Linked DNA regions of Homo sapiens: region 1 is linked to region 2. Evidence: chromatin contacts called from ENCODE Hi-C or POLR2A ChIA-PET data. All regions are on one chromosome and are shown on one strand. Each heading gives the region's core, a stretch centred on a gene start or an enhancer-like site at or near the end of the contact. The rest is flanking DNA. Distances are from core to core; before and after follow the strand shown. Region 1 has its middle 63 kb from the start of USP29. Region 2 has its middle 120 kb from the start of USP29.

Region 1 (2,993 bases), core at 49-2,548, 54 kb before region 2:
ATGATTTTTCCACCAGTCTGGAGCATTCAGTACGGGATACATTTTGCTATTACATACCACACATGACATTGACTATATTACTTGTTTTTTGGTCTGTGTCTTCCATTAGATGGTGAGTATCTCAGGGGCAAGGACCATGTCCTAATGCCCAAAACAGTTCCTAGCAAAGAGTCAATAATCAATAAATGCCTGTAGAACCAGATCATAGCATATCTAATGCATAACTCCCAAGCAATGAGCTGCATTTCCCTAGTGTATTCTATAGCTTCAGTTTTGTGGGTAAAAATGCTTATGCAAGCTGCTCTTTTTCCAGCAATAGACAGTATCAGGTAGTGACCTTCCAAGGGCACATATGCATGGGGCTTTGGTTCAGAAGTCAGCTTTCTGCAAGAGTCTTTACAAAACACAGATATGGAAATGTTTATGGAGGACATGGTATCATGTCTGGGATTTGCTTTACAAACAATGCCAGTGATGTGATGGGGGTATAGACACAACAGGTTGGGCCATGAGCTGATGACTGCAGACAATGAGTAGAAGGGATTTCTTATGCTATTTTGCCTACCTTTGTATATTCTCAAACTTTTTCCATGATACTGCCCCCCCGTCCATCCCTTCTCACAAGCAAAGCCAAGGTAATCTTTCCACACAACAGATAGGACAACATCATTCTCCCATTTCAAATTCCCACTACCTTGTGGAAAGAATCAGAAAGAGGCAAATCTTGCTTAATTCTCACCACACTCAGGGCTTCGAATGCTTATCGGTTTCATGGGAAGAAAATGAAATACTGATAAAACCTGCGATGACATCTTTGGCTCCAGCAGTTATAGGCTTTCCTCCTTGGGGAGCAGCGTTCACAGCTATTTTCCCTTCTGCAAGCATTTTACTGCAAAGCAATTGTGAATGATGAATTGAGCATCTCAGAAATCATCAGCAATATATTCTGAGCAAACTGCCGAAAGGAAGCTTCGCCCAGCAATTCCCAAACCAGCAGTTGTTTATCATGTGTGCGGCCTATATGTAATTGGGATTCTGTGTTCCATTTCTTTGGGTACCTCCAAAGCTGTCTGCATCATGATTCTCCAGGGACTCAGAAAACAAAAGTGTTCTCCATCTTTTGAAGCGAATAAAGTTCTATAACGCAAACCTTGAAGGTCACGTTTCCCAGGGGCGGACATACCTAAAGCATGTGTCATAGGATCAGCTTTCCTTACAGCTAATCCCCCCAACAGCTGGGCTGGCTCTGTGACCTGTCAGACTGCTTCTGACCAGCCCGTGGTCCTTCACGGAAGGCTACGGGGATCGAGCTGACTGCCTTGATCAGCGGCAGCTGCTGCAAGCTGTTGGCAAGGGAGCTGCTGTTGATAGCCTTGAGCTGCATGAAATTTGTCACAGATGACGAGTCAACGTATAATTCACCCTTGCTGTGTAATTCTGAAAGGCACTCCCCCGTAATGAAAAGGGAGACATTATTTGAGGCATCCTTGGTCACTCTCCAACTTGCCCTATAGCAAATTATTCCACCCACCATGAGGGTCTTAGGACACACACCCACATTTTCCCAAAATTAGAGACGTGGCTTTACTGACTTTTTGTGGATAGAGGACCCTAGGAATCCAGATAAAGCCTCCAGGTATCCTTTCAGAAGAACAGGAATGTTTTAACAAAATACGACAACAACAACAACAACAACAACCCAAACTCCAGAAGACTCCAGCAGCAAGAATGGCTTGTGGGTCTTTTTCTTTTCTTTCTTTCTTTTTTTTTTTTTTTAATTTATTTTAGGTTCAGGGATACATGCGGAGGTTTGTTATATAGGTAAAGTGCGTGTCTCAGGGGTTCGGTGTACAGATAACTTTGTCACCCGGGTAGTAAGCCTAGTACCTGATAGGTATCTTTTCTGATCCTCTCCCTCCTCCCACCCTCCACCCTCAGGTCTGCCCCTCCTGGGATCTATGGGTTCTTGTTGTTTAGCTCCCCCTAATAAGTGAGAACCTGCAGTATTTGACTTTCTGTTCCTACATTAATTTGCTAAGGATAATGGCCTCCAGCTCCCTTCATGTTACAGCAAAGGACATGTTTTCCTTCTTTTTTGTGGCTGTGTAGTATTCCATGTTATATAGGTACCACATTTTCTTTATCTAGTCTACCATTGATGGGCATTTACATGGATTCCATGTCTTTGCTGTTGTGAATAGTGCTGCAATAAACATACGCATGGGGCTTTTAGGAACAGATTTCCGTCGATCTCTTCCCAGTTCTTTGTCTAGGTTGCCATTCACCTTCACGCCTCCTCCACCCTCAGATTACTCTGTATCTTGTCAGAAATGCACACATGAGGCATTTGACAGCACAGACTCACTCTCCAACCCTGCCAAGAGAGTTGCTCTTTCAGGACCTCCATTTCTCCACTTTGGACAGGGGATAAGAATGATTCCCACCTCCCAGGCTCCCCCAAAGGTTAAAGTAGGAAATGGGGTTACCATGCTCGGCATGTGGCTGGGAGTTGTGTGTCTTAGAGTGTGTGTGAATGTGAGTCGGTGAGAGGTGATCCTAATTACTGAATGGGATTTAATCATCCCTTGCTCTTGTGTAGCAGAAATCTTAGTCTAATTCAGGGTTCTATGCTGTTAGAGGCTGCTATGACCTCAATGGTGCTCCTTGACCAAAATTTACATTGAAGCTCTAACCCCCAATGTGACTGTATTTGGAGACAGTGCTTTTAGAGAGGTAATTAAGATTATATAAGCTTCATAAGGGTGGGCTTTTAAGTCAATATAACCGGTATCTTCATAAGAAAAGGGACACCAGTTCAGGTCTCTTCCCCTACCCCACCACCTCTGCCATGTGAGGACACAGCAAGAAGGTGGCCATCTGCAAGCCAGGAAGAGAGTCCTCACCAGGAACAGAATTTGCCAGCACCATGATTTTGGACTTGCAGCCTCCAGAACTGTAAGAAAATACATTTTTGTTGTTTAAGCCACTCAGTC
Region 2 (3,203 bases), core at 265-2,764:
ATAACTAGGAAAGCGTATGTTTAGGGTGTTTCCTACCTTTGTTCTTTACGTCTTTTTTTTTTTTTTTTTTTTTTTTGAGACGGAGTTTCGCTCTTGTTGCCCAGGCTGGAGTGCAATGGTGCAATCTCGGCTCACCGCAACCTCCGCCTCCCAGGTTCAAGCGATCTTCCTACCTCAGCCTCCCGAGTAGCTGGGATTACAAACATGCGCCACCACGCCCAGCTAATTTTTGTATTTTTTAGTAGAGACGGGGGTTTCTCCATTTTGGTCAGGCTGGTCTCGAACTCCCGACCTCAGGTGATCCGCCCACCTCAGCCTCCCAAAGTGCTGGGATTACAGGCGTGAGCCACCGTGCCCGGCTTACGTCATTTATTTAATTTTGAAAGTGCATGGAGTGTCCTGTTTACTAAACGATGTGCTTAAACATCTCACAAACTTCCTGCGAGTTGACGCGTTGGTTCCTGTCCTCCAGTAGAAGCTGGCTCCAGCACACCCCTGCTGACAGCACTCTACAGTTTCCATCTGAATTCTGCTGGTGAGCCCTGCCCGGGAAGGATTCAGACTCAGTCCCCCACGACACTGAATCTCAGGCCCTAGAGTAAGATGTTCGGTCAGAAATGACCCCAGTCCCTACACAGCAGAGGGTGCAGTGACCTGGGACACGTTCCCCCTGCTCTGCGGCAGTGACGGCTACCCGGGGTGGGAGAGACGGGGGTGGGCGAGGGGTGGCCTTGGCCCCAGGGGTAGCCTTGCTCCTTCATGTGTATGGCCTGAATCCTTCCTGCTGCAGCTCGCGGAAGAGTCAGGGATGGAATGCAGGGGCTGCAAGAGGAGGAGGGGAAGGAAGGACCGTCTTGAGGTTTGGGCAGCTCTGCTGAAAACAGGAGTGAAGATTTGGGTAAGCTTGATGTGCAAACACCTCTCTGACACGATGTCATAAGGAGCATGTGTTGCCACTATCCCAAGCGTTTCCACACGCACGGATTCATTTCCTTTTTCCAGCCGCCCTGTGGGGTGGGACGCGTGGCGTCATTGTCTGCATCAGAAGTGGAAAGAGACTCAGAGAAGTGAGGCGGCTCGTCTGGGGTCACGTGGGAGGAAGCAATGCGCAAGGACCCTGCGGGAAGGCTTTCCCCCCTCTTTGCACGTGGGTCTTATTATTATTAATGTTATTTTTAGTTTATGATTTGTTGTATGATTTTTAATTTCATGATATTTATTTTTTATTTTATGGTATGTGCCTATGAACACCCACCTAGGACATGTAGGGAATAGGAGGTAGCGTGTACTATCAGCATTTAAAACACTGGAAATGGGTCTAGAAGAAGGTTGGCATATTCTGCAGTCCAGCATCCTGGCTGGACGCCGAGCTCCGGAGCCACGGACCGTGGCCTCAAACTCAGCCGAGGTGTTGCCTGTGTTCCTAAGCCATCCATTTCGCCATTACCTTCTTACAATTTCTGGAAACTTCCCCGCTGGCCTCCCAGAATGCACACACAGTAACTCTAAGAATAAAACGAGCACATCCACGTGGCTCAAACAGCGGCTGGGCACTCAGTCAATGCCGAAACCACTTAGTGCTGAGGTTTTAAAGTCTTACTTTCACTAATACATTTCTATTGGCAGAGAACAAACAAGATCCCCATTCTCCTGGCATCCGTACGAGCTGGTCACAGAGCATTTTGCTTTGCAACAAAAGACGTTCTTGTTTCAGTCCAGACACACTTGGGACAGGTAATGCTTTGAAAGGTACTTATTGCTTTTTTCAACAAACGTTTATTAAGTACCTACTTGTGCCAAGCTGAAGTTTTGAGTCCCCACCCTCCAAGTCTGGTTTTGGGGACTTCCTCTTTTCATTCCTCAACCCCCTCGCCTTCCGCACCCTGCTGCGGTTTCCCTGGTGACAGCCCGAGCCCGCCTCAGTGGTCCCACCAGGTAGGTGCTCCCTAGGGGAGGACAGGGTGGACGGATGGCAGAGGAGGATTGAGAGGCCAGGCCTGCTGTGCCTCAGCCGGGGACACAGGTGCCTCTTCCGGGCACACTAAAGCACGTCCTGAGCCAAGGTCTGCAGAACTACAGTTGCGCACGCCTCTGCAAACGGTTGGCGGTCACAGTGCCCTCTGAGTGGTACTGAAATCAGTATTATCTGCTCTCTCCACCCGCCCACTCCATGTATTGCTGGAGTCCTTGCCTTCTGCCAGGAACGGTTCAAGGTACGCAGAACGCAATGATCGTCAAACGCAAGCCAGCTCTGTCCTTGTTATGGGCTGAATCGTGTCCTACTCCCTCAAAAGAAATCCATATGTTGAAGCCCTGACCCTCAGTATCTCAGGATGAGATTGTATTTGGGGCTGGATTTTTAAAGAGGTGATTACCTTAAAATGAGGATTTAAGTGTGGGCCCTCTTTCAACGGGTGTGTGTCCTTATAAGAAGAGGAGATTAGGACACAGACACACACAGAGGGACGACCCCGTGCACGAGCCAAGGAGGCCTCAGGGGAAACCAACACTGCTACACCTTGACCTTGAACTTCCAGCCTCCAGAACTCTGAGAAAACAAATCCGTGCTGTTGAAGCCTCTCAGCATGCAGTGCTTTGCTATGTCAGCCCCTGGAAAATTCATACAGCCCATGTTCCCATGGGAGTCTTGTGGGACAGAGATCTTGATTAAAGAAAAAAAAAAGGGCTGGGTGCAGTGGCTCATGCCTGTAATCCCAGCACTTGGGAGGCCGAGGCCAGCAGATCACTTGAGGTTGGTGGATCACCTGAGGTCGGGAGTTCGAGACCAGCCTGACCAACATGGAGAAACCCCTATCTCTACTAAAAAAATACAAAATGAGCCGGGCGTGGTGGTGCATGCCTGTAATCCCAGCTACTCGGGAGGCTGAGGCAGGAGAATCCCTTGAACCTGGGAGGCAGAGGTTGCAGTGAGCCGAGATCATGCCACTGCACTCCAGCTGGGGCAACAAGAGAGAAACTCCATCTCAAAAAAAAAAAAAAATCTCTAGTACAGTCAGTAAACACACATAGCGCCTACCGGGCTCCAAACAATCGCTCCAGCTCCAGTCCCCGACCCTCCCCACGTAACCCTGCTCCCCAGAGGCACCAGCCTTCGCCCAGTCCTTTGGATGTGCACGCTCGTTCCCACCTCTGAACCTTGGCAGTTTGCCGTTTCCCTCCCCTGTCTCGCTCTCTCTGGATTT

What was found. A loop is a pair of places that touch in the nucleus more often than their neighbours do. ChIA-PET counts read pairs that join two places held with the same protein, here RNA polymerase II (POLR2A). Pooled maps may share reads with other maps.
Region 1: a map of adrenal gland shows a loop between it and region 2 (1.9-fold over the local background). The contact joins two enhancer-like sites. A Hi-C loop is called at or near these places in 3 of 168 maps with a recorded cell type or tissue (adrenal gland, ovary and spleen) and 2 of 50 pooled maps. POLR2A ChIA-PET finds 5 or more read pairs at or near these places in 1 of 52 experiments (PC-3).

What each region holds. Positions count from the first base shown.
Region 1 is chr19:57,055,465-57,058,457 of GRCh38, reverse strand. No RefSeq gene overlaps it. Among named protein-coding and RNA genes, the nearest start is that of USP29, 63 kb to the left of the region's middle. Within about 2 kb of position 1,298, at least 4 of the 41 ENCODE cell types and tissues checked have a DNase peak (open chromatin) inside an H3K27ac peak, as active enhancers do; they include ovary, where a contact is called at or near this core.
Region 2 is chr19:57,001,265-57,004,467 of GRCh38, reverse strand. No RefSeq gene overlaps it. Among named protein-coding and RNA genes, the nearest start is that of USP29, 120 kb to the left of the region's middle. Within about 2 kb of position 1,514, at least 2 of the 41 ENCODE cell types and tissues checked have a DNase peak (open chromatin) inside an H3K27ac peak, as active enhancers do; they include ovary, where a contact is called at or near this core.